Regions from separate parts of the Homo sapiens genome. Here region 1 is linked to region 2. A link is a loop called in an ENCODE intact Hi-C map of the cell type or tissue named here. Cell type or tissue: GM12878. All regions are shown on one strand. Links, peaks and the distances in the headings refer to the core of each region. The heading gives the core; the rest is flanking DNA. Region 1 overlaps SLC2A7 (solute carrier family 2 member 7). Region 2 has its middle 12 kb from the start of SLC2A5.

Region 1 (15,870 bases), core at 5,813-10,812, 68 kb after region 2:
TTAGAAAAATCAGAAAATAGACCAAAGCAAAAGTTTTATCGTTAAGTCCCAGGGACACACGGAGGCCTAGGCTCCTCCCCTGTAACAAGCGGCCCAGCCCGGTGGCTAGAAAGGAAAAGGTCTCCTCATCACATCCTGGTGACTCCCCCGTGGGGGCTGAGGATTCTGGAGGGATTTTGGTGTAAGTCCAAACTAAACAGTCGAGGTTGGCCGAGCTCCATCTCCACGGAGGGGCTGACAGCATGGAGAAGCCCCGGGATTAGGAAACGGAATTGAATTGCATCTCAGATTCTGCGTTTGCGGTTTGCCTGCCCTGATTTCTGCTGTGCCCAAACCAGGCATCTCCTACAGCGCCCTTCCCATGTACCTGGGAGAACTGGCCCCCAAGAACCTGAGAGGCATGGTGGGAACAATGACCGAGGTTTTCGTCATCGTTGGAGTCTTCCTAGCACAGATCTTCAGCCTCCAGGCCATCTTGGGCAACCCGGCAGGTAACCGGCAGCCGCAGAGGTCACGCTAGGTCCAGTCTCTCGTTCGGCTGTGCCAGGTGTTACTGACGGATCGAGTCAGATGAGACCCGAGAGATGATTTTAGGGTCAGGTGTTGGGCAGTGTGGTGGGCAAAGGGATGGGTGACGTGGTCGGGGCTGTTTTGGTGAGTGATGGCGACAAATCGTGCTTAGGAATGGGAATCGGGCTCTGAGGCAGGTAGGGGTTCTGCTATAAAGGGAAGGAGAGAAGTTGGGGAAGTGAGGTCGAGAGAAGAGGTTTCTTTCAAGCCATGAAAAGTGTCAGCATAATTTGGCTGCCATAGGAATGGTCCAGTACAGAGGGAAGTCAATGCAGGGCAAGCAGGTTCACAGCCACCGTCTCTGTCACTGGGTGGCTGTTTTCTTCTGGCGGCCTCTATCTTCCCAGTGAATTAGGAGGCAAGGCCATTGCCTGAGAGCGAGTGGGGGTCGTGGTGGAGATTTAGGAGAGAGGAGTGTGGCCCTCTGAAGGTCTGCTGAAAAATCACTGACACGAAGCCGATTGATTAATAGAAAAGGCATGCAAACATATTTAACCAGATTCGCAGAGCCTTCAGAGTGAAGAGCCAGAGATAGAGGGGAAATTGTCCGTTTTAGTCCAGGCTCAACAGAGTACGGACAGCCGAGTAGAAATAGCATTGGACAAAAAGGGTCTGATCCGACGTAAATGGACTGAGTGGGGAGACCCCGCGAGGCCTGTCTGTGTAGGTCCTTCTTGGCCTCTGTACAGCCTTCCTTCTGGGTGTGGGGCAGGACCCTCTGCAGAATAGGGGGCCTTTTATGACCTACAGCCAACAGCATTGGTCAGAGATTTTCCTTCTGGCTAGTTTTGTTGTTGTTGTTGTTGTTTTGTTGTTGTTGTTTTGAGGCAGGGTCTCACCCTGTCACCCAGGCTGGAGTGCAATGGCGCGATCTCAGCTCACTGCAACTTCCGCTTCCCGGGTTCAAGCAGTTCTCCTGCCTCAGCCTCCTGAGTAGCTGGGATTACAAGCGAGCGCCACCACGCCCAGCTAATTTTGTATTTTTAGTAAAGATAGGATTTCTCCATGTTGGCCAGGATGGTCTCGAACTCCTGACCTCAGGTGATCCACCCGTATGGCCAGTTTTTACCTAGAATATTTTTAGGTTTTATGGAACTGGTTTTGGGGAAAGGGGATCCGGTTTGTATGACCTGCCCAGGAATCCTGACTAGGGATGCTAGTTTCTAGGGTTAGCCTCGGGGGGAGTGGGACTGAGACAGGGGGACAGGAGAAGGTCAGAGAAAAACTTGCTTCTGAGGGCGCTGCTGAGGCCTTCATTTTGGGGTATTGTTTTAAAGCCCCAACAGGAGAAAGTGAGAGACACTCGTGGAGGGTGGAGGGAAAGAGGATAAGAGGATGGACCACCAGGCGGGCCTGAATGAATGCGGCCAGCAATAAAAGCCCAGGAACCCAGTGGGGTTTCTCCTTTTTCTCTCTTTTTCTCTTTCCCTTCTTTCCTTTTTGTTTTCCTTCCTTCCTTCCTCTCTCCTTTCCTTCCTTCCTTCCTTCCTTCCTCTCTCTCTTCTTCCCTCCCTCCCTCCTTCCCTTCCTTCCTTCCTTCCTGGTCTCACTCTGTCACCCAGGCTGGAGTGCAGTGGTGCGATCATAGCTCACTGCAGCCTTGACTTCCCAGGCTCAAGCGATCCTCCCACTTCAGCTTCCCAAGTTGCTGGGACTACAGGCACACACCACCATGCCCAGCTCTTTTTTTCTATTTTTGTTATAGAGACAAGGGTCTCACTATGTTGTCCAGGCTGATCTGTAACTCCTGGGCTCAAGTAATCCTCCTGCCTCCGCCTCCCAAAGTGAAGGGATTACAGGCATGAGCCACTATGCCCGGCCGGGGTTTTTTACAGACATTTCTGAATGACCCAAATTCTGCACATATTCCTTAATGGGTGGATTTATGTCTTTGTGGTCCCCACAGTACCCTGAAGAGGTTCAGAGACTCAGAACCTGGAGGGTGCTCCATGAAAGATCGTTAACAGTAATGATTCCTAAACTCCCAGAGCCGCTGAGTATTAAATCGTCAATTAGAGAGACATCAGCTGGGGAATCCACCGTGCATGACGCTTAGCACCTGTGCCTCATTCAGCCCTCGCCACTTCTTGCCTGAGGCTCAGAGACATTAAAGAACTTGTCAGCTGGGTGCAGTGGCTCATGCCCAGCATTTTGGGAGGCCAAGGCAGGAGGATCATTTGAGCCCAAGAGTTCACGACCAGCCTGGGCAACATAGCAAGACTCTGTCTCTACTAAAAATTAAAAAAAAAAAAATGAGCCAGGTGCGGTAATGCACGCGTGTAGTTCCAGCCACTCAGGAAGCTGTGGTGGGAGGATCACATGAGCCTGGGAGATTGAGGTTGCAGTGGGCTATGATCGCACCATTGCACTTCGGCTTGGCTGATAGAGCTAGACTCTGTCTCAAAAAAAAAAAAAAAAAAGAACTTGTCCACTTCCCACCATACCAGCAGGGGTGGGAGGCAGACGGAGACCCTGTTCTCTTAGTGGAATCTCAGTTCCCCTCCTTAGGCCAAGCCATCCAGAAGGAGCTCACTCAGACCCAGCGCAGGGTCCAGGCCCTGCCCTACCATGGCCCTAATGAGGCAGAGATTATCCCCTTTCCTGCTATAAAAGTAGGAACAAGACTGAGCTCATTTTCTCCGGGGTTCAAGTGTTTAAATCATTGCCTATTCTTTAGAGAAACGGTGTTCTTCCTGCAAAATAATTAATGACGTGTAAATTTGTATAACTCTCATGATTCCCTCCGTTTTGAATGTGGAAACCATTTGTAGGAGTACCCTGGTGAGAATGAAGTCCCCACAGTCCTTGGTTCACACATAGGAGCGTGACCTTCCGAGCACAGTGGTAGGTGGGCCAGGGGGTGCCCAGGCCCCGGGATCCTGAGTCCTTGGCTCCTTGCAGGCTGGCCGGTGCTTCTGGCGCTCACAGGGGTGCCCGCCCTGCTGCAGCTGCTGACCCTGCCCTTCTTCCCCGAAAGCCCCCGCTACTCCCTGATTCAGAAAGGAGATGAAGCCACAGCGCGACAAGGTATGAAGTCGCCGGCTACTCTCCCAGGCCCTGCCCACCCCGGGGGCCAGGCAGAGACACGGTCAGGGCCACAGTCAGGGTCGCCATGGGTCAGGGGTGAGAGCTGGGAGCTGAACGGGGTGGGGGGGTGGCAACTGGGGCACAACCAAGGTCAGGTCAGGGAATGGTGAGCTCAGGGCCAGCATGGGGGCTTGGGGCCCAGCCTGCAGGGAGACGGCCCTCTGAGCGGGTGGTTCTGCTTTCCGCAGCTCTGAGGAGGCTGAGAGGCCACACGGACATGGAGGCCGAGCTGGAGGACATGCGTGCGGAGGCCCGGGCCGAGCGCGCCGAGGGCCACCTGTCTGTGCTGCACCTCTGTGCCCTGCGGTCCCTGCGCTGGCAGCTCCTCTCCATCATCGTGCTCATGGCCGGCCAGCAGCTGTCGGGCATCAATGCGGTATGTGGGACGGTGGCCAGGCAGGGAGACAGATGAAGCAGACCCAGGCTTCATGGATAGCAACACACAGTTCCACCCACAGAGGCCTGGCCTGGCAGTGGGGCCAGGATCAGTCCAGGCAGAGCCAGATGTCAGGAAGAAACCTCACTCCTCTCTGCCTCCGTGCTCTGCCTCTCCCCACATGCCAGCTTCATTTTTCTCTGTTTCCCAGTCCCCAGAAGGAATGCCTCCTGCCAATAGTCCTTTCCCTTCTATACAAGAGACCAGCTAGACTGAGATGAGCTGAGGTCTCCTGGGTCCAAGCTCAGGTCACCAGGCCTGGGTTGGTAGGCCCAGCCTGTGTCAGGAGCCCATCTTGGGCCCACTTGTCTGTGATGTTTGTGGCATCGCTTTCTGCGACCGTGGCTCTTTGGCTGTAACTGTATCTAACCATGGTGTGAGGGAAGGGTGGAGATCTGACAGAAGCTAAAACACTGGAGATTGGGTGGGTGACCCAGTTGCTCCAGTGGCGTGTCGGGAAGAGGTGGCCTTGGCCTCAGGGATTCATGGATGTTTAACCAGTGATCGTGGGAGGGTAGATGGCCCAGGTGGGAGCCACCAGATGTGGAATAGCACACGTGGCCTTTCAAAGGGCTGTTTGTGCCAATGTCCTTGGCATGGGGCCAGAAGACAGACTCAACTTGCGGTTGGCTTGGCCCAGAGTGAGAGGTAAGAAGTCATTCTTTGGGATCTGAGCTCTTAGAGTAACTGAATGATGGAGGGAAAAGTGCTCTTGGAGGTCGTATGGTCTGACTTCCATTTTATAGACGCCAAACCTGAGGCCCAGAGAGGGAGGAGCTGCGACCCTGGATTCCAGGGCAGCGCCGGGCTCCACCCTGGTGTCCCGACTCCAGGTCAGGCCTCTTTTTCCCACCACCTGCTACCCTCTTCCTGTCCCAGGGTCCCCAACCCAGGCTTGCAGAACTGTGTGTGGCTTGAGTTGAGAAAGTTAAGCCAGCGTCCTGGGTCTTCCGGCCTGTCCTGACAGCCCTGTGTTTTTGTTTAGATCAACTACTATGCGGACACCATCTACACATCTGCGGGCGTGGAGGCCGCTCACTCCCAATATGTAACGGTGGGCTCTGGCGTCGTCAACATAGTGATGACCATCACCTCGGTGAGTGAGCAGGAGGCATCCTTCCTGCTGGAGGGTCTCTGGCCAGGTGCCGCCAGGCAGACAGGAGCCCCACAGAGTGAACTGAGTGCTGGTGGCCCTGGTCCTGGGGTCATTTAAGGGACATGGACTTTAGGATGCACACATACTAACTACCTGCATGACTTTGACCAGAAAACTCAAAATTCCTTCAGAGCCGGCCGGGCGCGGCGGCTCACACTTGTAATCCCAGCACTTCGGAAGGCCAAGGCGAGCAGATCACTTGAGGTCAGGGAGTTTGAGACCAGCCTGGCCAACATGATGAAACCCAGTCTCTACTAAAAATACAAAAAAATTAGCCAGGTGTGGTGGCACACACTTGTAATCCCAGCACTTTGGGAGACTGAGGCAGGTGGATGACTTGAGGTCAGGAGTTTGAGACCAGCCTGGTCAACATGGTGAAACCCCATCTCTATTAAAAAATACAAAAATGAGCTGGGCATGGTGGTGGGTACCTGTAATGTCAGCTACTTGGGAGGCCGAGTCAGGAGAATCACTTGAACTTGGGAGGTGGAGATTGCAGTGAGCAGGGAGATGGCACCACTGCACTCCAGCCTGGGTGACAAGAGTGAGACTCTGTCTCAAAAACAACAACAACAACAAAGAAAAACCTTCAGATCCAAGTTTCTTCCTTTGTAAAAATCATTATGGTGACTGCAATACATGGTATTCAAATGCAGGTACCCCTTTTTGTTGGTGCAGTTTCATGATTTCAGAGTTTAGTATTTAAAGTCTGAGCTACTTACGCTTTGATATATATGTTGCATGAAAAAGGGTCAGATGATCATGGCATTCCTTTCCCTAGACCATTTTCAAGTTATCTCCTGATTATTTTGATTCCTATTTCTTGAGTTGCCAGTGATGGTAAACATTTTCAAGAAAGTTATCTATTATTTGTATTTTCCCCAGAGCTAGTTTAAGTTCCAGTAAACTCTCAGAAGGTTTAGAAGGGCAGGGAGGGAGAAGTTAAGGAAAACAGTGGGAGAGGCTGACAGGAAAATTAAGGGAAGAGGACAGAGGTCCCCAGGCTGAAGTCTCAACCCCTTCCTCCTGCTGGATTTCTGTGGCCCCATCCCCAGTTTTCCCCTGGGGCAGGATCCATCCTTTATCCTCAGAGTCCTCCTCCTTGGGGATAAATGACCATAACTAGGACCTGCTTCACCATCATCCTACCTGGAGCAACCCAAGCCAGAAAAATACCCTTTCCCTCTCCCTGGAGGAACAGCATCTGGGAACCAGGCATACAGCAGGAAATTGACAGTATTTCCCTGATTTTTGGGGTGCACTTCGCTCCCATCCTGAATGGCAGTGATAGTCTGTCTGTTGGGATGTTGGGAGGACATGAGTCAGCTAACATGAGTCAAGGGGCTGTACAGGGCCGGCTCTGGTCAGCCATTAGGGATGGAGTAGAATGGAAATGGTATTAGAAGTAGAAAAGGAGCCAGGTGTGGTGGCTCATGCCTGTAATTCCTGCACTTTGGGAGGTTGAGGCGGGCGGATCACCTGACGTCAGGAGTTCGAGACCAGCCTGGCCAACATGGTGAAACCCCATCTGTACTGAAAATACAAAAATTAGCCGGGCGTGATAGCACATGCCTGTAATCCCAGCTACTCGGGAGACTGAGGCAGGAGAATTGCTTGTACCCGGGAGGCGGAGGTTGCAGTGAGCCACGGTTGCACCACAGCACTCCAGCCTGGGTGACAGAGTGAGACTCCACCAAAAAAAAAAAAAAAAAAAAAAAGAAGAAGAAGAAGAAGTAGAAAAGGAAGGAAGAAGTCGAAAGAATGCTGATCACAGGGAGTGTGGCCTGGGCTTGGTTGTTGGAGAAGGAGCTGGCTGAGTGGAGGGGTCAGTCCATCAGGTGGAAAAGTGGAGAGATGAGGGGCCCCGCATGATGTGAGCCCAGATTCCAGATGGCCTCAATGTCGAGTGGAGCCCCAGAGAATAGGAGGGGGCTATTTTTATTCTTATTCTTTTTATTTATTTATTTTTTAAACATAGAGACAGGGTCTTACTATGTTGACCCGGCTGGTTTCGAACTCCTGAGCTCAATCAATCCTCCTGTCTCGGCCTCCCAAAGCGCTGAGATTACAGGTGTGAGCCACTGTGCCCAGCCCAGGGGCTATTTTTAAATGTAGGTTTTATTCTTATTCAGGTATGGTGAGGCCAACAGATCAGGAGGTGGCTACTGCTGGAAAGACAGTTTGTTCCTCACAGATCCCATGAGGAGGGTGCGGTCCACGCCATTCCGGGCCTGCGGGGAAGCCCCAGGGTTGGTCAGGAAGCAGAGGCATGAAGGGGAAGTGTGAGGATGAACCTTTACTGTGGTTCCCACAGAAAGGAATGGGTGAGGCAGAGCGAGCAGGTTTAGGAGTAGCTGGTGTGAATAATTTCCTCAGGGTCGGGGACCACAGGGGCTGTGCCAGCTGTCTGGCCCCTGGCCCCCAGGGTGTTAGGGCAGGTGATGCTGGCCTTGCGTGTGAAAGCTCAGCAAAGGAAGACCTGGGGTGTGGGCCTGCATTGTTGGTTTGCAGATGAAAGAGGCACTCACTCCCAGACAGCGGTTTGTTTGCTATCAGTGGGGTGGGAAGGGCAGTCCCTCCAGGGCCATAAAGGTCCCAAGATGTCAAAGCATCAAACACAGAAACTAGAAAATGTGGTTATTCTAGTGGGTAGCAAGGGGTGCAGGGAGCCAAGATCCAGGAGGTCTGGAAATGAATGACCAGAACAAGGAAGGGTGGTGGTGAAGAGCATGAATGTCTGACCCATGTCAAATCAGCGGCCTGCATCCCACATGCAGGCAGCAGGGGTAAGAAAGGGGCACCTAAAAGGTGACGCACGGTGGCTCACGCCTGTAATCCCAGCACTTTGGGAGGCCGAGGCAGGAGGATCACTTGAGGCCAGGAGTTCGAGACCAGCCTGGCCAACATGGTGAAACCTCGTCTCTACGAGAAATACAAAACTTAGCCGGGCATGGTGGCAGGTGCCTGTAATCCCAGCTACTTGGGAGCTGAGGTAGGAGAATCACTTGAACCTGGGAGGCAGAGGTTGCAGTGAGCTGAGATCGCACCACTGCACTCCAGCCTGGGCAGCAAGAGCAAAACTCCGTTTAAAAAAAAAGAAAGAAAGACAAAAGAAAGAAAGGGGCACCTAAGAGGGGCCCACAAAAGGAAGTGGAGGCTCGGCCCAAGAACCGTGGGCGCCAGGCCAAGGCGGCTTCTCACTGTCCCCCTTCCCCTCCAGGCTGTCCTTGTGGAGCGGCTGGGACGGCGGCACCTCCTGCTGGCCGGCTACGGCATCTGCGGCTCTGCCTGCCTGGTGCTGACGGTGGTGCTCCTATTCCAGGTCTGACCTCATTTCCTGCCCCCTGGGTGGGGAGTCATGGGGAGGGTGGGAGGTCCCCTGACTGAACCGGGCCCGCTGCACCAAGTGGTTGGTTCTGAGTCCCACTGATGGCATGCATCCTGCCTGGAAAAGTACTTTGCAATGCCCCATCCTGAAGTGAATGTCACAGATGGCTTCATTTACCTACACCTGCACATGCAAATAAGTAACCGGATAGATGGTCCAGCTGTCATGGGAAAGAGAAACAAGGAGGACAGTTTGCAATAAAATATGTGCTTCAATGCGTAAATGCAAGGATGCCACCGCATTAGAAAACATCTATGGGCGGTGAACAGGTGTGGGTTAAGGAAAGACCAGAAGTCACCCCATTCGAGAGGTAGAAGGAGGCTGAGCACAGTGGCTCACTCCTGCAATCCTAGCACTTTGGGAGGCCAAGGCAGGAGGACCCATTGAGCCCAGGAGCTCAAGACCAGTCTGAACAACATGGTGAGACCCCATCTCTACAAAAAATACAAAACGTTTTCTGGGTGTGGTGGTGTGCACCTGTAGTCCCAGCTACTCAGGAAGCTGAGGTGGGAGGATCACCTGAGCCTGGGAGGTCAAGGCTGCAGTGAGCCATGATCGCACCATTGTACTCCAGCCTGGGGGACAGTGAGACCCTGTCTCAAAAAAGAAAAAACAAAACAAAACTACGAATCATTTTTCAGTAAGACTAAAACACAGCAGACCACCCAAACAAGAAGTACATCATTTTAATTTGCAGTGTTCTCAGCCTGTATGTATTATCCACGTTCTACGGAAGTGATGAAAATACGTGGTGTGTCATGATATAAAATCTCTAAAAAGCAACCAGCATTCTGTGTCTCCGAGGCAGCCTCTTTGCTGTTGCTTGTGCAGGAACGGCAGCACTGTCCTGAGCCCTTTCAAATGGAAAATATATCAGCAACGCAATTGCACATGAGTACAAGAATGTGTGAGGAGCTCATTCTGTCATGTAGAGCCAAGATCTTTGCTCTTTTCCTTCTTTTCCAAGCTGCCCTCTCTGCAATGACTTGTCCTTAACCACCAGAGAGTGCAGAGAGCTCCATGTGGGAAAGAGCTGGGGGATTCAGGGAATGACCAGGAGGCCAGGGCCTGCGGGGAAAGCAAGGCCTGGCGACGAACAGTGTTAGTGATGCTCATAAATCAATTAAAGTTTCCCTCGGAAAGAACTTTCTTCTTTAATTTTAAAACCAGTATAAGTTCTCAGCCAGACGCAGTGGCTCACACCTGTAATCCCAGCACTTTGGGAAGCCAAAGCGGGTGGATCACCTGAGGTCAGGAGTTCTAGAGCAGCCTGACCACGTGGTGAAACCCCGTCTCTATTAAAAATACAAAATTTAGTCGGGTGTGGTGGCGTGTGCCTGTAATCCCAGTTACTCGGGAGGCTGAGGCAGGAGAATCACTTGAACTCAGGAGGCAGAGGTTGCAGTGAGCCAAGATCACAGCACTGCTCCAGCCTGGGTGACAGAGCGAGATTCTGTCTAAAAAAAAAAAAAACCAATATAAGTTCTTAGCAGAACCTTTAGGGATTCTAGGAAGTGAAAAGAGGTGAGCACGACTGAGCGCCACCTGCAGAGACCACCGCCAGTGACACTTCTGAAACCTAGGGGCATCCCCGGTGGCTCTTTCACTCCTTCTGTCCAACCAGGGGCTCTGCCTGAAAATGCAGCAGCAGCTGCTCGCTTCACACCGGGTCCAGGGCGGCCCCACCAACCCAGCCAGCCTCGCTTTTGCTTGAAGTGTTGAATGGCCCCAATCCTCCTGCCTTCTCTTCTTGTTGAAAATGAATCAGATCTTGTTGCTTCTCTGCTTGGAAGCTCCCAGTGCCTCCCCTCCCACCTCGCCATCCAGCTCTGCTGCCAACTTGTCCCTTGAGGCCGTCTCATAACTGTGACTACAGGGTTCCCTGGGAAGTTCATCTGGGGGCACCCGGTTAGTTTGGCTGAAGTCCGTTGACCCGGTTTTGCATTGGCTGTTCTCTCGGCAGTTGGGAGCAGAGATGGTGGTCTGCCAGCTCCACGGGTCCGGGGGTCCTAGGAGTCTCCAGAGAATGGTAGAGAAAGTCCGGACCTCAGCTCACTCATGTTGACTGGGTGACTTCAGCCACTGCTTGATCCCTGAGGGACTAAGGTTCCTCATGGTCTGTATTCAGGGCCCTCTGTGCTCTGCTTCCACAATTGTGGAACTGAAACAATCATATAAGCCGGGCGTGGTGGCGCACGCCTCTAGTCCCAGCTACAGGAGGCGGAGGCAGGGGAATCTTGAACCCGGGAGGCGGAGGCTGCAGTGAGCCAAGACTGTGCCACTGCACTTCAGCCTGGGCGACAGAGCGAGACTCTGTCTCAAAAAAAAAAAAAAAGAAAGAATCGTAGAGTCACTCAGAGGGCAGAGGAGTATCACAAAGATCAGATGAGTTAATATTTGTGATTTGTAAAGTGCAGAGAATGGCACCTGGCAGGAAAATAACTCAAAGGTAGATGCCCCTCGTTCTCCATGACGCTCATCAGGTGAGGCTGGAGGGAGCCCTGTGGGAGGCTACAAGGCCTGGTTCTCACTGGCCTTCCTCTCTTGCCCACAGAGCCCTCAAGGTCCATGGAGGTGCCCAGACATCTAGGTGCAGCTCCTCCCTGGGGCAGGAAGGTGGGACCCGCAGGTGGACCCCCCCGCACGTGGGGCTCCTGGCCTCAGCCCAGACAGCCCTGCCTCTCCCCACAGAACAGGGTCCCCGAGCTGTCCTACCTCGGCATCATCTGTGTCTTTGCCTACATCGCGGGACATTCCATTGGGCCCAGTGAGTACCTGCACGCCTCCCTCGCCCCGGCCATCCTGGTCCATTCCTGGGCCTGACACACAGTCAGTGCTCGACACATATTTGCTGAGTGAATGGACGTCCTTGGTCCCCGTGCTCACGCAGATCCCACACGTTCTTAGTTCTCAGCCTTGATGGCACTCCAGGCCATGTGCATTCATTCAACCAGCGCCAGCCAGGCCAGCGCCCCACTGATCATCTGTGGCTCCCAGGGGGGCCCAGACTCAGGTCTGGCACCCAACAAGGACATGAGCTTTTGCAGAGAGGGAGCTTATGCCAGTCAGACACCCCTGGGGCACCTTGGTTTACATCCACACCCTCCAGACACTCACTTGAGCCTCCAAGCCCACAGCACACCCAAGGCTCAACTGCCTTCTATCCCCGCTGACTGCCAGCTACAGTCCCTTATTACACTGTCCCCAATGTCCTGTTGCCAGTGGCTTCGGGCCTCCACCTGGGCCCACCTGTTGGGCAGCCTCTGAGACTCCAGACTCCTTCCCTAGTGTGTCCTGAGAATTGAACCTCCTTCTCCCTGCCTGGGAAAAGACACCCCTGACTGTGAAGACTCTAATAACATTCCCTGAAGAATGTTCATTTTGAAAGCACTGTCCATAAACCAAAATGAAGGTATTTAATTCATTCAACATCCATTGGCGGAATACCTGTTTACACTGTGCTGTGTCAGGCACATGAATGAGACCACATACTTGTATTTAAGGGTATTTAAGAAGTGGGATTTAGGCCTGGCATGGTGGCTCATGCCTGTAATCCCAACATTTTGAGAGGTGGAGGGAGGCAGGCTGTTCACTTAAGGTCAGAAGTTCGAGACCAGCCTAGCCAACAAGGTGAAACTCCGTTTCTACTAAAAATGCAAAAATTAGCCAGGTGTGTTGGCGGGCGCCTGTAGTCCCAGCTACTCGGGAGGCTGAGGCAGGATAATCACTTGAACCCAGAGGTTGCAGTAAGCCAAGATCCACCACTGCACTCCAGGCTGGGCAAGAGAGCAAGACTCTGTCTAAAAAATAAAGGGGAGCGGGTGGGGATTTAGAGCAGGACGCCTTCCCAGTGTACCTCAAACGTGGAGGCAGCAGAACCTCAAAGGAAAAGTGCCAGTGTGTGTAGACCTGGCCGGGTTCCAAGCCGTTCTGCCCCCACTGCCTGTGTGTCACCTGGAGCAAGCCATGGTGCTTCTCCAAGAACGGGGTGATCAGGTGTGCCGGCAGACGCGAGGTCAGAGCATGGGCTGATCTGACATTCAACTTAGACCTAAGGACTATTGGCTGCTGTTGTTGTGGTGGACAGGAGGAAGGCAGGACAGATGACATCCCTGCCGGCGTCCACTTTGGGGTCAGGGCCCTGGAGAAGGGGCCCGGGCCCCAAGTCACTGGGCTGCAGGAGTTTGCACTTGACATCCCAGCTTCATTCAGGGGCTTTGAATTCTTCTCCATGTCCATCCAGAGAGGGAGATCGGTCCTTTTCTTTTTTTCCTTCTTTTTTTTTTTTTTTTTTTGAGTTGGAGTCTCACTCTGTTGCCCAGGCTGGAGCGCAACCTCCATCTCCCGAGTTCAACAGATTATCCTGCTTCAGCCTCCTGAGTAGCTGGGACTACAGGCACACGCCACCATGCCGGACTAATTTTTATATTTTTAGTAGAGATGGGGTTTCATCATGTTGGCCAGGCCGGTCTCGAACTCCTGACCTCCAGTGATCTGTGAGACCGGACCTTTTCAATGAGGCCATTTCACCACCTAAGCGGGGGTGGGAAGCTTGGAGGAGGAGGGACAGAATCTTCCTCTTTCTTTGTGTAAAGCTACAGATATCTATATATGCAGGACCTAAACAGACGCACAGTATTAAAATTTCATGGGAGTGGCGATTAGGGAACAAAAATGGCTTTAGACATTTTAGACAAGGCTTCTTAAGGAAGCGATAATGAAAAACAGTTGTCCAAGAAGGTGTAGCCCTCAGGCCCTGCCATACCCAGATCCGCCATAGGAGGGCGGCACTTCCCAAGCGCGGGCGGTCTCAAGTCAGAGTGACGCCAGCGCAAAGGAAGCTCTTTCAGAAAGCTCTGCTGCCTGTGAGCTGGAGCCCACTCACTCCTGCTGCTCCCACGAAGCTTCCCATCCATTTACTTTCTGCAAACCTTCATGGAGCGTCATTGGCCTTGAAGAAGCAGCAATGGAAATTCAATTCCAGGCTCTCCAACCAGACTTTGCAAAGTGGATCTTTGCAGCTCCTGCTCTGATCACGCCCTGGTTTTGTGGGTAAAGGCAGGGTTCCTTTCCAGTCCCCAATCCCAGCTGGTACTCTTGAGGGTCCTAGGTCAGAGGCTAGAGTGGGCCGCGTCCCGCCAGCCCTGGGGGACACCTGGGTCCTTCTCCGCCCCACCCATCCTGCTCTGCCCTCCAGGTCCTGTCCCCTCGGTGGTGAGGACCGAGATCTTCCTGCAGTCCTCCCGGCGGGCAGCTTTCATGGTGGACGGGGCAGTGCACTGGCTCACCAACTTCATCATAGGCTTCCTGTTCCCATCCATCCAGGTGAGTGAGGGCCCCTTCCCCAACCCGCTCCACCGGGCCTCCAGGGAGTAAGATGTATTCCCCTTCCGCTAAGCACATCTGTGAATCCAGCAAGGTGGGGACAGGCTCTCAGACACATCCAAGGGTCCACAGACACACGTGGCCCCACTGCCTGCAAACCCTTGAAGACACCGGTTTCTCAGTTACTGAAGGGTGATCCCCTGCTGACATTGTAAAGGGCTATTGCTTAGGGGCTCTGGTCCGCGGAGCTCAAAGGCGCCAGCAAACAAAGCCAGAGCCAGGGTGCAGATCCCCCACCGCTTCCTTCCTCTGTTCCGAAGACAAGATGGGCCACAAACTCTGCGCTCTCAGCACCTTCAGGGCACAGAGGCCATAAACCCCTACTGTCAAAAGGTTAAGCAGTCTTTTTTTTTTTTTTTTAGACAGGGCCTTGCTCTGTCACCCAGGCTGGAATGCAGTGGTGCAACCACAGCTCATAGCAGCCTTGACCTCCCAGGCTTAAGTGATCCTCCTACCTCAGCCTCCCAAGTCGCTGGGACCACAGGCATGGGCCACCACACATGGCTATTTATTTATTTATGTATTTTAGGGATGGGGTCTTGCTATATTGCCCAGGCTGGTCTCAAACTTCGAAAGTGCTGGGATTATAGGTGTGAGCCACAGCACCCAACCAGATTCTTTTTGATAATAGGGTGAGGGGGAATCCAATTTCTAGCTTTTTTTTTTTTTTTCCTGCAAACAATCTTTAGTGATCACAGTTTTCTAGCTATATCATTCCTCCAGGAGTGAAACAAAACTGGCTGCCAAGCAACTCCTTTATGGACTCACAAAGGCCTCGACCAGCATTGGTTATTTGTTGTTTGTTTTGGGGTTTTTGTTTTTGTTTTTGTTTTTTTGAGACAGTCACGCTCTGTTGCCCAGGCTGGAGTGCAGTAGCGCGATCTTGGCTCACTGCAACCTCTACCTCCTGGGTTCAAGCGATTCTCCTGCCTCAGACTCCCAAGTAGCTGGGATTACAGGTGTACACCACCATGCTCAGCTAATTTTTGTATTTTTAATAGAGACAGGGTTTCATCATGTTGGCCAGGTTGGTCTCAAACTCCTGACCTCAGGTGATCCACCTGTCTTGGCCTCCCAAAGTGCTGGGATTACAGGCATGAGCCAACGTGCTCAGCTGAATCAGCACTGTTGCCTTTCTCTGCCCCCTCCTGTCTTTCTCGTCTCCTGGTCTAGGAGGCCATCGGTGCCTACAGTTTCATCATCTTTGCCGGAATCTGCCTCCTCACTGCGATTTACATCTACGTGGTTATTCCGGAGACCAAGGGCAAAACATTTGTGGAGATAAACCGCATTTTTGCCAAGAGAAACAGGGTGAAGCTTCCAGAGGAGAAAGAAGAAACCATTGATGCTGGGCCTCCCACAGCCTCTCCTGCCAAGGAAACTTCCTTTTAGTGGCCCTGCATGAAGGACGGGAGCCCATATTCAAGGCTTCCTTCTATGACAATGGGCCTCCCGGCCCCAGGCTCTGGGGAGGATAATAGCACGGAGGCTTTTGTCGTTGCCCCCATTTAACTTAATTATGGATATTATTAAATACCCACAACAATGCATATTTAGCTGAGAAGTTCCAAGGCTAGCCATTGAGGAATGACCTGGAGGAAGGGGCCGGCACGTGAATTTTGATTGGTTAAGACTCGATTTTCCGATTCTACATTGGCACCAAAATTTAAATGATGTATAGATGCACTTTTTTAAAGTAAAACTTTTCAAGTTCCACAATTGCTATGGATACCCGAGCTGCCGTCATTGCATCAATTAAGGAGTCCAAGGCTCTGAATGCCATTGCCTTCCTGGCGACGTGGCTTCCTTTCTCCACCCCGTGGCTGCAGGTTGCACCGTGAATCCCAG
Region 2 (15,870 bases), core at 9,272-14,271:
CACCCAAACGGGGAAGGTGTTCCCATTGGGGGCAGTCCATTTTCCAGTGTTCCCAAAGACTGCAAGTTGGGCACAGTTTGGTGGGCAGCCAGGGGTTAGGCCAAGCCTTTGGCCAGCGTCCAGGGTTGCCACATCAGAAACAGACTCCCAGAGAGGTGGGGGAGTTTCCTTTTGGGTTGTTGGGAGACTTTTGTGTAATTGACTTTTGGACAGCAGAGGCAAGCATCTGGTATTTTAAACAGAGACGCTTGCCTTTTTGAATTTTTTGTTCCTTGTCTCTGTTGTTAAAGACACAGAAGGCTGTATTTAGGAGATCCCACTGAGATGTCTGGGGACCCTCCTCTAATTTTTATAATTTTTTCTAGATATCTGGGGCAGATTGGGAAATAAATTGAAGGTGGTGAAAAGTTTGACCTTCTCTAGATTCTGGGTCCAAATTGGTATGTTTTAGCATAGCTTCAATGAGGTGTGATAAGAAAAGGGTAGGATTTTCCTGGGGCTCTTGTGTAATTTCTCTAAGTTTTTCATAATTAGCTGCCTTATGGGCATTTTTGTCCATGCCCACAAGGAGACAGGTAATTGTGTGGTCTCTTTATCTGATGCCAGCATCTCCCTGTTGGTAAGTTCAGTTTGGGTCTCTATGGGGAACTGCATCATTAGCCACTGGATTTTGTATAGGGGCTTGATTATGGAGTTTATCTGCGTGTGTTTCAGCTGAACACCAGATGTACTCTTTTTCGTCAGGAGTGAGGGTGGAGGTTAGAATTATATGAATGTCATGCCAAGTTAAATTAAAGGATTGAATTATGTGCAGGAATTTCTTGCGATAATGAGAGGAGTTTTCAGAGAAAGATCCCAGATGCTGTTTGATTTGTGACAAATCAGAGATGGAGAAAAAGACATGAGCGCAAGGGATGCCTTTAATCCCAACCACTTTCCAGAGAGGAAGACTGGCAGGAGTGGCTTGACTGGCTGAAGTAGCTTTTGCTGTTGTTGTTGTTGTTGTTTTTGAGACGGAGTCTTGCTCTATCACCCAGGCTGGAGTGCAGTGGCGCGATCTCGGCTCACTGCAACCTCCACCTCCTGGGTTGAGGCAATTCTCCTGCCTCAGCCTCCTGAGTAGCTGGGACTACAGGCACCCGCCACCACGCCTGGCTAATTTTTTTGTATTTTTAGTAGAGACGGGATTTCACCGTGTTAGCCAGGATGGTCTCAATCTCCTGACCTCGTGATCCACCCACTTTGACCTCCCAAAGTGCTGGGATTACAGGCGTGAGCCACTGCACCCAGTTGAAGTAGTTTTTGAGTGGGTAACGGGTGAAGAATGTGGGGGAGAGTGGCAGTTGGCCAGATGCCGAACCACCACCAGGGGTGGTTGGCAAACTGCAGCCACCCAAGGGGCTGGAGTAGTTTTCAAACAGGTAATAGGTGGAGAAGGAGGAGGGAGGGGGTTTGGTGGTAAAGGCTTGGGAGCAGGAGGGGCCAGCTGGGTGTAGGGTTCGGGTGGGTGAGGAGTGGATGCAGAGAGTTGAGAATATGGAGGGGTTTTATCTGCAGGGTCAAAAGGGGTTTCAGAGGAGGGGTTCCAGAGGAAGGAAAAACCCAGGGAGGATTTTCATTAAGAAGAGGGATTTCATGAAGGGTGCAAGCTTGGCATAGGGAGGGTCGGGATCTAAGACAGAAGAAAGCCTGAATACAGGGAATCTCTTGCCTTTTGCTATTCCTGGTTGTAAAGTTGTTAAGGTCCCTGAGAATTTGAAAGTCAAAGGTGCCATTTTCAGGCCATCAACTGTCATTATCTCATTTGCACTGGGGCCAGGCTGTGTTGTAATAAAAAACTAAATGCTTTGGCTTTAGGTTCCCCCATAAGCCAAATGTTGGATGTTCCAGTTGGAATTGGCAAAGGGCCTCCTGGACTGGAGGCACACGAGGAAGAGAGAGAGAGAGAAGAGGAAGGAAGAGGGAGCAAGTGCTAGAGAGCGAAATACCTGTTGCGGGCAGTTGGAGGTGGATTCCTGAGACCTGAGGGTTTTGAGAGCCCACCGGAGAGTAGCCCTGGCCCGAGTCTCACAGTCCCCTTCAGATTAATTGTCCTCCTCACATAAATCGCTTGAAAAGTGAAACAAGAGAAAAGACAGGGCGGCTGTCCAGAGGCTCTCAGGATCCAGGAGTTAATTCAGGATGAGGGCCGCTGCTGCCCACTGCCTCTTGGGTTGCAAGAGAGCCTCTGCCGCCAACACCCATCCCGGGTTTTGGCACCAAATGTAAGACTTAAAGAAAGAAGAAAGAGGCCAGGTGTGGTGGCTCACGCCTGTAATTCCAGCACTTTGGGAGGCTGAGGCGGGAAGATCACAAGGTCAGGAGATTGAGACCATCCTGGCTAACACGGTGAAACCCCATCTCTACTAAAAATACAAAAAATTAGCCAGGCATGGTGGTGGGTGCCTGTAGTCCCAGCTACTTGGGAGGCTGAGGCAGGAGAATGGCGAGAACCCGGGAGGCGGAGCTTGCAGTGAGCCAAGATTGCACCACTGCACTCCAGCCTGGGCGACAGAGCAAGGCTCTGTCTCAAAAAAAAAAAAAAGAAAGAAGTAAGAAACACAAAATGTGGCTTGACAGTTAAGGACAGGTTTATTTTAGAGAAAACAAACCTGAAAGTGGCTTCTGGCCGAGTTAGGTGAGACAGCTCTTCTCTCTTACAGACCTAAGGATATTTAAGGGTTTTGAAAGAGGGGACTTATCATAGATTCGGAATGTTTCTATGTGAAGGAAAGTTTATTGTGGGGTTGGAATGTCTCTGGTCACAGGGGAGGCTGTCTTGGGGTTGGCATGTTTCTGGTCAGAGAGGGATTTATCTTAGGGTTGGAATGTTTCTGGTTATGCTGACATTAGCCATTAGGCTGATGTTTTGGGGCTGGATTTAGGGGTTTTTTAATCAAGTGGAACTTAGGATGGTGGTGTTTGCTCAAGATGGTGATGCTCCTGCTCTGTCAAGCACCAGTACCGTTTTCCATACCCTTATGATGGCATTCCAGAACCAATCAATAGCACCCATTCCCTAGTCCACTGCCCACCAAACTATCTTTGAAAATCCCTAACCTCAGCCAGGTGCAGTGGCTGACGCCTGTAATCCCAGCACTTTGGGAGGCCAAGGTGGGTGGCTTGCTTGAGATCAGGAGTTCAAGACCAACCTGACCAACTTGGTGAAACACTATCTGTACTAAAAAAATACAAAACTTAGCCAGGCGTGGTGGTGCATGCCTGTAATCCTAGCTGCTCAGGAGGCTGAGGTAGGAGAATCACTTGAACCTGGGAGGCAGAGGTTGTAGTGAGCTGAGATTGTGCCACTACACTCCAGCCTGGGCAACAAAGTGAGACTTCATCTCAATAAAAAAAAAAAAAAAAGAGAGAGAAAAAGAAAATCCCAGCCTCTGAGCTTTCCGGGAGATTAATTTGAGTGGTAACTCCCTCTCCCTTAGGGCGTGGCTGGCCTCGCAGCAATTAAACTCTTCCTTTACTGCAATGCCATGGTTTCAGTCAATTGACTTTGTCTGTGTAGCGGGCAGAAAGAACCCATCGGGCAGTTACACTTCAGGCAATGACTAAGCTGGAGAAAGAGCCCTTGAGAAAGTCCAGCTGTCATTATCCCTGCTAGTTAGCCTTTCTTCATTATCCAAGTGATCATGAAGATTGAACTCCCTGTCCCACTTCATATTAACTAGTTCCCTTCCTTTGTTCTCAGGGCCCCAGGCCCATCCTCAGCAGTCAACAGAGGACCTGGGAGGGAAGACTTATTCTTGTTGGGCAGTACCTGTTAATGAGGAAAGCATTTCCAGCAATTTCTTAGGACCATGATACCAGAGATGGGATCAGACCCTTCCTCCCTTCAGCTTTTCTCCCTGGCAGACAGCAGAACTCCCAGGATTTGCCTGGGCCCGTTGCATCAGGGAAAGCTTTTCAAATACCAGCAGATAAAACCTTTCTGCAGCCAGCACTTGTCTTGGCCTGGAGGGGAGCAAACCTGCCCCGTCCTGCACCACTGCCACCCCAGTGTAACCAAAGGTAAAATTCTAAGCCGCCCTCCCGACACAACCATCTGAATGAACTTCCTCCTCAGTCAGGGCTCTTAAAACTTAACCTGAGAGACTGTTTCAGGCCATAATGGAAGTGGGGTTCGAACATGCCTCATCAAACCTCTCCAGCACCAACAGTGACACAGACTTTAAGGCTGATAAAAAACATTTTGCAACTTATTCTCTCTGAAGCCTGCTAGCTAAAAGCTTCATCTGCATGGTAAAACTTTGGTCTCCACAACCTCTTATCTTACAGACATTCCTTTCTGTTTAATCCCAGGTCTTTAGACAAATTCAAACAATTATCAACCAGAAAGTGTCTAAATTTACCTATAGCCTGGAAGAACCCTCCCCCACCTTTGAATCGTCCCGCCTTTCTAGACCAAAACAATGTATTTCTTAAATGTGTTTGATTGATGTCTCATGCCTCCTTAAAATGTAGAAAAGCAAGCTGTACCCTTGGGCACATGTTCTCAGAACCCCCTGAGGGCTGTGTCATAGGCCGTAGTCACTCATACTTGGCTCAGAATAAATCTCTAAAAATATTTTACAGTTTGACTCTTTTCATCAACACCAGCACCACATTATCCCAGGAGGAAAAGCAGACGCGTGACAGAGTCAGAGAGCAGGCATAGAGTGCTGTGGCAGTCAGCCAGTGCCCACATCAACACCAAGGAGAGTCCTGCGGGTGCTGTGCAAGGCCGGGGTAAGTCAGTCCTGGTTGGGCACAGAGGCCTTGGGGCCGGGAGGAATCACTGATGCGCCACATTCAGGAAAAGCCTAGAGCAGAGCTTCTCGAACTTAAATGTGAGCTTGAACCACCAGGGATGTGGCCAAAATGCAGGTTCTGATTCAGCAGGTCTGGAGTGAAGTGGATTTTGCATTTTTCTAACCAGCTCCCAGGTGATGGGGCTGTTGCTGGTTTCCAGACCAACGGGGGCTGGAGGATGGTCTGGTTCCAGGGCCACCCAAGGGTGTGGCCGATGCTCACATGGTGTGGCTGCCCCCATAGGGCTGCTGGCTTCCAAAGCGTGTTTCTCAAGATCCTGGGTGAGATGCAAGATATGTTATCTGGATCTGGTGCCTGATGTAGTACCAGAGTCCGTGATGTGCTGGAACATGTTCAACAGGCTGGGATGGTGGGCCCGGGGCTGATTTATAGTGTGAGCTGATTTGTGTAATGTTTCTGATGCCAGTGGGCTAGAGGAGGTCCCCAAACGCCAGTGGGACCTTAACCGCAGGCAGTGTCCAGGCTTTTGACACCTTTGCCAGAAGGAATTCAAGGACAAGTCAGAAAATAGTGAAAGTACAGAGATTTATTGCAAAGCAAAAGGTACACACTCAAGAAAGGAGAGTTCGGGCCTACTCAAGAGAGAGTTGCACCCAGCAGGGTTGGGAGCTTCCACCTTTATGGGTTTCTTTAACCAAGGGGTGGGATATTTATGAAGATTCCTGGAAAAAGGTGAGGGTTTCTCAAAATTGTGGTGTTACCTGTTTTTATGCCAAATATGGATGTCCCAGGAACTGTCATGGCACTGGTGGATGTGGGTTTAGTATTATTATTATTTTTTTTTTTTTGAGACGGAGTCTCGCTGTCGCCCAGGCTGGAGTGCAGTGGCGCTATCTCGGCTCACTGCAATCTCCGCCTCCCAGGTTCACGCCATGCTCCTGCCTCAGCCTCCCGCGTAGCTGGGACTACAGGCGCCCGCCACCTTGCCCGGCTAATTTTTTGTATTTTTAGTAGAGACGGGGTTTCACCGTGTTAGCCAGGATGGTCTCGATCTCCTGACCTCGTGATCCGCCCGCCTCGGCCTCCCAAAGTGCTGGGATTACAGGCGTGAGCCACCGTGCCTGGCCGGGTTTAGTATGTGTTGTTTGTTTGTTTCTTTGTTTTGATATGGAGTTTCACTCTTGTTGCCCAGGCTGGAGTGCAATGGTGCAATCTCGGCTCACTGCAACCTCCACCTCCTGGGTTCAAGTGATTCTTCTGCCTCAGCCTCCCGAGTAGCTGGGATTACAGGCATGTGCCACCATGCCCTGCTAATTTTTTTGTATTATTAGCAGAGATGGGGTTTCACCATTTTGGCCAGGCCGGTCTTGAACTCCTGACCTCGGGTGATCTGCCCACCTCAACCTCCCAAAGTGCTGGGATTACAGGCATGAGCCACCGAACCCCGCAGGGTTTAGTATGTTAATGAGCACATAATGAGGTCCTACGTGAAACCTAGGTCAAATCCAGCGCTATGTTGATTCCAGTCGGCCTTAGCCAGCTTGGCCCACATCCTGTTTTTCAGGGCCCCTACTTCTGCAGCTATTTCAACAGTTTCCTTTTGCTAGTCATGCAAAACTGCTGCCTGGAATTTTCTATTCTCCTGCGACCACCCTGTATTATTCCTGTCTCATTTTCACCATGGCTGATTTCAAACCACTGTGGAGAAAAATGTGCACTTTCGTGGAAAATTGCATTGCTTCAAGCATACTCTTCCCGAATCAGCAGGGCCCTGCCCTTGCGTTGCCTTTGAGCTTACAGTTCTGTAAGTTGTAGATAAATGATGTCCCAGCAAAGTAGTTGTCTTTAAAACAATTTTTTTGAGACAGAGTCTTGCGGTGTTACCCAGGCTAGTATTGATTTCTTTTTTTTATTGGGGTGAAATTTACATAACATGAAATCAACAATTTGAAAGTGAACAATTTGGCAGCATTCACAGGGTTGCACAATTAATGAATAACTTCATCTATTTCTTCACCCCAAAAGGAAAAGGTGCCTATTAGCTGTCACTGCTCATTCCCCCTGCCCCCAGCCCCTGGCAGCCACCAATCTGCATTTTTTTTTTTTTTTGTCCTGTTTGCAGTACCATACATGATCATCGAACTGCTGCTAGAATGCCCACAGCTGTTACTGCAAATTCAAAACCCAGGAAAGACTTCTGGGAATTTACTTTAGGTCAGGGTTGGGCTGCCTGGTGCAAGATTGCACCCACAACTGGGCAGGTTCAAAAACATAGGAGCCTTTCCCCAGACCATCAATCTGCATTCTCTATGGATTTATCTATTCTGTATCTTTCACATAAATGGAATTGTACAATATGCAACCTTTTTCTGTCTGGCTTCTTTCACTCAGCATGTTTTTGAAGCTCATGTAGCACGTATGAGTACTTCTGTTTTTTTTTTAGAGACAGGGTCTCCCTATGTTGCCAAGGCTAGACTTGAACTCTGGGACTCAAGCAATCCTCCGACCTCAGCCTCCTGGGGAGCTGGGACTACAGGCATGCACCCCTGTGCCTGGCTCATTTCTTCTTATAGCTGTATAGTATTCCATTGTGTATGTGCCACAATTTGCCTATCTGTTCATCCACTGATGGACATTTTGGCTGTTTCCCCCTTTTGGCTATGTAAATACTGCTGCTACGAACATATGTGTACATGTATTCGCTTGAGTACATGTTTTTCATTCTTTTTGGGTATATATCCAGGAGTAGAATTGCTAGGTCATATGGTAATTCTATGTTTAACTTTTTGAGGAACCACCAAACTGTTTTTTCCTCAGTAGCTGAACCATTTTACATTCCCATCGGCAAGGTACAAGTGTTCTAATTTCTCCACATTCTAAACAACATTCGTTTTATTTTATTTTTTTTGAGACAGAGTCTTGCTCTGTCTCCCAGGCTGGGGTGCAGTGGTGCAATCTCAGCTCACTGCAACCTCCACCTCCTGGGTTCAAGCAATTCTCGTGCCTTGGCCTCCCAAGTAGCTGGGATTACAGGTGTGCACCAACACACCTGACTAATTTTTGTATTTTTAGTAGAGGTGGGGTTTTGCCATGTTGTTCAGGCTGGTCTTGAACTCCTGGGCTAAAACGATCCACCCACCTCAGCTCCCCAAAGTGCTGGAATTATAGATGTGAGCCACCTCACCTGACCACCAACACTAGTTAATTTCCCTTTTTTTTTAAGTATGATAGCCATCCTAATGTGTGAAGTGATACCTCATTTTGTTTTTGATTTGCATTTCTCTAGTGAGTAATGATGCCAAGTATCTTTTCATGTGCTTCTTGGTCATTTGCATATCTTCTTTGGAGAAAATAATCTATTCAAGTGTTTTGCGCATTTTGAATTTGGTTGTTTGTCTTTTGTTGTTGAGTTGTAAGAGTTCTTTATATATTCTGGATACCAGACCCTTATAAGATATACGATTTGCAAAAATTTTTCTTCTAGTCTCTTGTCTTTTTACTTTTTTTTTTTTTTTTTTTTTAAGAGAAGGAGTCTACCTCCATTGCCCAGGCTGGACTTGAACTCCTGATCTCTCCTGCCTCAGCTTCCCAAGTCGCTGGGAATATAGGCACATGCCACTGTACCCAGCTCATCTTTTTACTTTCTTGATAATGTCTTTTGAGGCACAAAAGTGTGGGTTTTGTTTTGGTCGTGTTTTTTTTTTTTGGGGTTTTTTTTTTTTTTTTTTCTGAAACAAGGTCTCATGCTGTTTCCCGGCCTGGAGTGCAGTGGTATGATCACAGCTCACTCCAGCCCTGACCAGTCAGGCTCAAGTGATCCTCCCACCTCAGCCTCTTGAGTAGCTGGGAACAAGGGCATGTGCCACCACCCTCAGCTAATTTTTTTTGTTTGTTTATTTGTTTTTAGTATTTTTTGTAGAGATGATGTTTCACCACATTGTCCAGGCCAGTCTTAACTCCTGAGCTCGAGTGATTTGCCTACCTCAGCCTCTGAGGTGCTGAGTTTGCAGGCGTGAGCAACCTCACCCACCACTTTTTCATTTTGATGAGGTTATTGGCAACCTGAAATAATTGAAAGGATCAGAATCCAGTTTAAAGGAGTTTATTCAAGGCCAGGCGGAGTGACTCACACCTATCGCCCCAGGCGAGAGGGATTAAAGGTCCCATAAGCACATTCCTTTAAGACTCAAAATAATTCCAGTTTCCAACAGCTTTGATTTTGAATTATTTGTTTTCACATTATATATAAGCTGGCTCCTGCACATCACTGGATATTATTTATGGCCTGCCTGGTCTCATTTTCTGTGGTCAAAGAGAGTGGTCTCATTAGGAAAGAACTTGAATAGACATTTCTCCAAAGATGTACAGACGGCCAACACGAATGTGAAAAGATGCTCAACGTCACTCATCATTAGGGAAATGCAAATCAAAACCACAATGAGAGCTCACCTCACACCTGTTAGGATGGCTACTACCAAAAACAACGATAACAGCAACCACAGCCCAGAAAATAACAAGTGCTGGTGAGGATGTGGAGAAATTGAAACTCTTATATACTGTTGGTGAGAACGTAAAATGGCGTAGCTACTGTGGAAAACAGAACGGTAATTCCTAAAAAAAATTAAAAATAGAATTATCATGTGATCCAGTGATCCCACTTCTGGGTATATATCCAAAATAATTGAAAACGGGGGCTCAGCGAGATACTTGTACACCCATGCGCATAGCTGCATTTCTCACAATTGCCAAAGGTATTAATAGAAGCAACCCAAGTAACCTGACAGATAAATGGGTAAACCAGATGTGGTGTGTGCACAGTGGAGTATGATCCAGCCTCAGAGAGCAAGGCAATCTTGTTCCATGTTACAGCATGAAGGACTCATGAAGACATGCTCTAAGTCTTCGGAAATCAGTTACAAAAAAGCAAATACTGCATGATCCTACTTACATGAGGTATTGTGAGTGCCCAAATTCGTAGAAGCAGAAAAGTAGAATGGTGGTTGCCAGGGACTTTGGGGAGGGAAAATGGGGAGTAGTTGTTTAATGGGGACGGAGTTTCAGTTTTGCAAGATGAAAAGGTTCTGGAGATCTGTTTCATAACAATGTGAATATACTTACCACAACTCAACTGGTACATTTATTTAAAAATGTACAGTTAAAATGATAAGTTTTATGTTATGATGTTTTTAAAAAGAGGGATATCGGCTGGGCGTGGTGGCTCACGCCTGTAATCCCAGCACTTTGGGAGGCCAAGGTGGGCAGATCACCTGAGGTCGGGAGTTTGAGATCAGCCTGGCCAACATGGTGAAACCCCGTCTCTACTAAAAATTCAAAAAATTAGCTAAGCATGGTGGCTCACGTCTGTAATCCCAGCTATTTGGGAGGCTGAGGCAGGAGAATCACTTGAGCCTAGGAGGCAAATGTTGCAGGGAGCCAAGATCACGCCACTGTACTCCAGCCTGGGTGACAGAATGAGACTCTGTCTCAACAAAATAAAGAAATAAATCAAAAATAAAAAGAGGAGTGTCTATCCAGGGTAATGTGTAACCGACAGAAGCCCCTTGGGTCCTGAAGAGCCTCTGCTGCTCCGGCTTTCACGTCTTCTGCCTGTGCTTCTCCAGGAGCACGCCCTTCCTGTGCACGTGCACTCTCTGATAGGCGAGGTCAAATTCTGTTCTTGGTGAGAAAACACATAGGCACCTTGTCATGTCTCTGAAGTTTACACCCCAGGCATATCAGAGCGTGATCAACAATCTCTCTGCCTCGGGGACATCTAGTAGGAGCTTGGAAGGGAGCTCAAGTGAGGACAGAATACAGAACTGGCTCCTGAAGGAAGATAAACTTGGAAGGCGCACGTTTTCTGGACCCTCCCTGCAGACTTGGGTTCCGGCGGCCAGGTGGCATGCCCAAGGTGGGGTGTGGCTTTTCACAGAAGAGGAAGAGGGAGACACCGCGCGTGGGCACTGGGGTTGGGAGGTCCTGTGTCAACCGACTGGATGCACTCCTCTCCCTTCCCCAGACGAGATACACTGCCTGTGCCAAAAGCAAAGCAAGGGCACTGTGGGGTGGTCAGGTCCACTCTGAATCTGTTAATGATTCCTTCCTTATCTAAATCTGGAATGTGGGAAAAGAAAAACAGCTGAGCAGTGTGAGCCCTGTGAGGTTCGCAAAATTTATTAGGCCCAGAGAGACGTGAGTGGGAACTTGAGTCACTTCCCCACCCATGTCCAGGGCAGCTATTTGACGACACTTTGTTCCTGATAGCTGCCTCACCCATTTTCTTCAGGGTTTTGGAATTCATGGTACAAAGAACAATGTAGTGTGGATCTACAGTTTACATGGTTTTGATGTAAATTCTTGGTAAAGAACTGTCTCTTCTTTAAATGAAATGTTTTTCAATAGTTTTTGGGGATACAAGTGGTTCTTGGTTACATGGATAAATTCGTTAGTGGTAATTTCTGGGATTTGGGTGCACCCATCACCCAAGCGCTGTACACTGTACCCAATACAAAGTCTTCTCTCCCTTTCCCGCCTCCTGTCAGAGGCATTGGAACCAGAGCGACTCCATCTTGAATAGGGACCGAGTAAAGTGAGGCTGAGACCTACTGGGCTGCATTCCCAGGAGGTTTAGGCATTCTTAGTCACAGGATGAAATAAGAAGTCAGCACAAGGTCACAAAAACCTTGCTGATGAAAGGATGTGGTAAAGAAGCCACAAAAACCCACCGAAACCAAGATGGTGATGGAAGTGACCTCTGGTTGTCCTCACTGTCATTATATGCTAATTATAATACATTAGCATGCTAAGAGACATTCCCACCAGTGCCATGACAATTTACAAATGCCATGGCAACCTCAGGAAGTTACCCTATATGGCCTAAAAGCGGGAGGAGCCCTCAGCTCCGGGGAACTGTCCACCCCTTTCCCAGAAAACTAGTGGATAATCCTCCCCTTGTTTAGCAAAGAACAAGAACTAATTATAAATATAATCAGTTGAGCAGCCCAGGCCACTGCTCTGCCTGTGGAGTAGCCTTTTTTTTATTTCTTTACTTTCTTAATAAACTTGCTTTCACCTTACTCTATGGACTCACCCTGAATTCTTTCTCACACAAAGTCCAAGAACCTTCTCTTGGGGTCTGGATCAGGACCAACACTCCCATTGCCCCTCCCTCCCTCCTGTCCTTCCTTCCTTCCTTCCTTCTTCCCCTTCTTTCCCTCCCTCCCTCCCTCTCTCCCTCCCTCCCTCTCTCCCTGTTTCACCCTTGTTGCCCAGGCTGGAGTGCAATGGAATGATCTCGGCTCACTGCAACCAGGTTCAAATGATTCTCCCGCCTCAGCCTCCCGAGTAGCTGGAATTACAGGTGCCTGCCACCAAGCCCAGCTAATTTTTTTCTTTTTTTTTTTGTATTTTTAGTGGAGATGGGGTTTCACTATGTTGGCCAGGCTGGTCTTGAACTCCTGACCTCAGGCGATCCACCTGCCTCAGCCTCCCAAAGTGCTGGGATTACAGGCGTGAGCCACTGCGTCCAGACTTTTCTGGGGGTTTTTTTTTTGTTTTTTTGTGTTCTTTTTTTTTTGCTTTTTTTTTTTTTGAGACAGGTTTTGACTCTGTTGCCCAGGCAGGAGTGCAGTGGCGCTATCTCAGTTCACTGCAACCTCCACCTCCCAGGCTCAAGCAATCCTTCCACTCTAGCCTCCCAAGTGGCTGGGACTACAGGCATGCAGCACCATGCCTGGCTAATTTTTGTATTTTTGTAGAGACGGTATCTTACCATTTTGGCCAGACTAGTCTTGAACTCCTGAGCTCAAGCGATCTGCCTGCCTCAGCCTCCCAAAGTGCTGGGATTATAGGCATGGGCCACCATGTCCAGCCTTCCTTTTTTCTTTTAAAAACCCACTTGTAAGGCTTGGCATGGTGGCTCATGCCTATAATCCCAGCACTTTGGGAGGCTGAGGCGAGCGGATCACGAGGTCAGGAGTTCGAGACCAGCCTGGCCAACATGGTGAAACCCTATCTCTACTAAAAATACAAAATTAGCCATGCGTGGTGGCAGGCGCCTGTAATCCCAGCTACTAGGGAGGCTGAGGCAGAAGAATCGCTTGAACCCGGGAGACGGAGGTTGCAGTGAGCCGAGATCACGCCACTGCATTCCAGTCTGGGCAACAAGAGTGAGACTGCATCTCAAAAAAAAAAACAAAAAAAACACCACACTTGTAACTATTGCTGATAGGAACATAAATTCAGGGCAACTTGAATCTATGCTCCTGGGTTGCAGTCCTCAAACTTGGCCCAAATAAACTCTCTACTTGTATGGATTTCACCTCAGTTTTTTCCTTTAGATTAATAAATGGGTGTGGCCAAGAGCCATTTCCTCTCCCCATCAATCAAGCAAGCCAAATATAGACACCACCTTGATAGCAACCCCGTTTTGTGCATCAAAGGCACATATAGGCATTTCTGCTATCATGTGATATACCTGTTCCTAAAGAACATGACATTCTGCCAAGTGGCACATCAAAATAACAGGGCTTAAGGGGAGAAATGACTGGCAAGGACCACTTGAATCCTATGCGGTTTTACAATCTGAACACAAACAAGTATAAATGCAGTCTTGATAAGCACAGCAGCTAGGGCAGATCTCCATCGCCTGGGGGAACTTCTGCTTTCTCTTCTCAGATTAGGGTCTTTGGGCCTTTCACTCCTAGTAGAGCTGTTTCATCAAAATTGAAAATCCGGCCAGGTGCAGTGGCTCACGCCTGTAATCCCAGCACTTTGGGAGGCCGAGGCGGTCAGATCATTTGAGGTCAGGAGTTCTAGAACAGCCTGGCCAACATGGCGAAACCCCGCCTCTACTAAAAATACAAAAATTAGCCAGGCGTAGTGGCGTGCGTCTGTAATTCCAGTTACTCGGGAGGCTGAGGCAAGAGAATCGCTTGAATCTGGGAGGTGGAGGTTGCAGTGAGCTGAGATTGTGCCACTGCACCCCAGCCTGGGCAACACTGTGAGACTCCGTCTCAAAAAAAAAAAAATGCCGGGCGCGGTGGCTCACGCCTGTAATCCCAGCACTTTGGGAGGCCGAGGTGGGTGGATCACCTCAGGTCAGGAGTTCGAGACCAGCTTGACCAACATGGTGAAACCCCGTTTCTACTAAAAATACAAAAATTAGCTGGGCATGGTGGCAGGTGCCTGTAATCCCAACTACTTGGGAGGTTGAGGCAGGAGAATCACTTGAACTTGGGAGGCCGAGGTTACAGTGAGTTGAGATCATGCCATTGCACTCCAGCCTGGGGGACAAGAGTGAGACTTCGTCTCAAAAAAAAAAAATTGAAAATCCAATGCAGGCTATAATCAATTAAAACAAACAAATTACATATGAAAATATCTTCAACTGTCCTGCTAACTCCACCATTTAGTTTAAGATTATTGAAAGGGTCACAGGGGAGTGACAACTGTCTGGGCCAGTGGCACGGGAGTAAAAGAATTTACCAAGACAGTTGTAGGTAGAGAAAGATAGATTTATTAGAGAAAGTAGGAAAATATGTTGCAAGGAGGCAACGGGCGGTATCAGCAGAAGAGGAGCGGACTGCAAGGAAACAGGCTTGCTGGAGATTTTATAGGATGGCTCTTGGGATGTTGGATTACGCCACGGCTGCAGGAGCTAACCTGCCTTCTTCTGTCAACCGGGATGTTTGATAAATTGAGGTGTTTGATGTGAAACGGGAAGTCTGTGAGTTATGTGTGTTATTTGCTCAGGAGGGCTACACTTCCTGGGACATAAACACAGACAGACCTATAACTCATCTGCTTCCTCTTTGTTTATCTGTTGTGGACCATGAAGAGAGGCAGATTTATAGCTTATTTGCTTTCTCTTTTGCTTTCCCCTGGTGCTGCCAACCTGACTCCTTTTCCCTAATTAGGACTCCACAGAAAGCTTGGAAAGCACTTCTTTTTTTTTTTGTTTTGTTTTTTGAGATGGGATCTCACTCTGTTGCTCAAGCCGAGTTCTGTGGCTCAGTCACATCTCACTGCAGCCTGAAGTTCCTGGCTCAAGCAATTCTTCTGCCTCAGCCTCTCAAGTAGCTGGGACTATAGGTGCACACCACCACACCCAGATAATTTTTGATTATTTGTAGAGATAAGGTCTCACTGTGTTGCCCAGGCTGGTCTCGAACTCCTGGGCTCAAGCGATCCTCCTGCCTCAGCCTCCCAAAATGCTGGGATTACAGGAGAAAGCGCTTCTTGAAATCACAAAACCAGCCCAGAGCCCTGCAGAATTTTCAGCGTTTTCTCTTTAAGGTCTTCATATGTTGTGTAAAGGAAAATAAAAAACTCAGGACCCCAATTCACTCTGCCAAAAAGGAAAAACAAAATTAAGCTGAAAGCTGAGTCATGCAAGGAGCTGTCTTTCCTTATGTTCCTAAGCAGACAGCGACAGATAAAAGGTTAAGTATCCCCACAAGTAGCTACTCTGTGTTCACCTCACTTTATGTAAAGTGCTGATTTACTGAGCAAGAGACAGACATGTAATTGCTGATTCCTCTACTTGTACCTTTTCTCTTGTAACATGTAGGTTACCATACTCTCCCTCTTTCCCCTCCAGCCAGCTTTTCTTTAAATATCGACGCCCTCAAAATCATCTTTGGAGAAAGGCACAGACCACAGACTATTTCTGAGATTCTGCTTTTTTCTTCTGGGCATGTCCTTAACCTTGGCAAAATAGACTTCTAAATTGATTGAGACCTGTCTCAGATACTTTTTGGTTTACAGTTGCTAAGCCTTGCTCTTTCATTGAGAGAATGCTTGCCCCCCTCCGCTCCACCACCACCTCAAACTATTATATGAACATGCTGCTAAGAACACAAACACAATTTCTGCATTCTACTGACGTATTTTTTTTTTTTTAATTTTTGGAGATGGAGTTTTGCGCTGTCACCCAGGCTGAAGTGCAGTGGTTTGATCTCAGCCCACTGCAACCTCCACTACCTGGGTTCAAGCGATTCTCCCGCCTTAGCCTCCTGAGTAGGTGGGGTTACGGGCTCCCGCCACCAAGCCTGGCTAATTCTTGTA

What was found. Hi-C counts contacts between places; a loop is a spot of excess contacts. Peaks named below come from ENCODE experiments on the same cell type or tissue, not always from the same donor. Only the 100,000 strongest peaks of a DNase experiment are listed, where the experiment ranks them.
Region 1: it touches region 2 in a loop (5-fold over the local background); 3 of 110 quality-filtered maps call a loop at or near these places.

What each region holds. Positions count from the first base shown.
Region 1 is chr1:9,002,844-9,018,713 of GRCh38, reverse strand. SLC2A7 (solute carrier family 2 member 7) reads left to right here. Exons shown (of 12, transcript NM_207420.3): 5 at 339-491; 6 at 3,472-3,597; 7 at 3,846-4,033; 8 at 5,079-5,189; 9 at 8,470-8,571; 10 at 11,329-11,404; 11 at 13,835-13,962; 12 at 15,196-15,741. The coding sequence ends at 15,414. Among named protein-coding and RNA genes, the nearest start is that of SLC2A7, 16 kb to the left of the region's middle. RefSeq lists silencers at 7,640-7,699, 13,386-13,665 and enhancers at 9,956-10,456, 10,457-10,957, 13,378-13,904, 13,905-14,433. In GM12878, for the core only: CTCF peaks have their summits at 8,511 (motif pointing left) and 10,217 (motif pointing left); a DNase peak (open chromatin) is centred at 7,883; H3K27ac peaks cover 525 bases.
Region 2 is chr1:9,073,923-9,089,792 of GRCh38, reverse strand. It overlaps a transcript of SLC2A5 not described here and LOC124900441. Among named protein-coding and RNA genes, the nearest start is that of SLC2A5, 12 kb to the right of the region's middle. RefSeq lists an enhancer at 13,412-13,501. In GM12878, for the core only: no CTCF peak of the experiment used is centred there; DNase peaks (open chromatin) are centred at 9,687, 11,522 and 13,352; H3K4me3 peaks cover 576 bases; H3K27ac peaks cover 4,396 bases.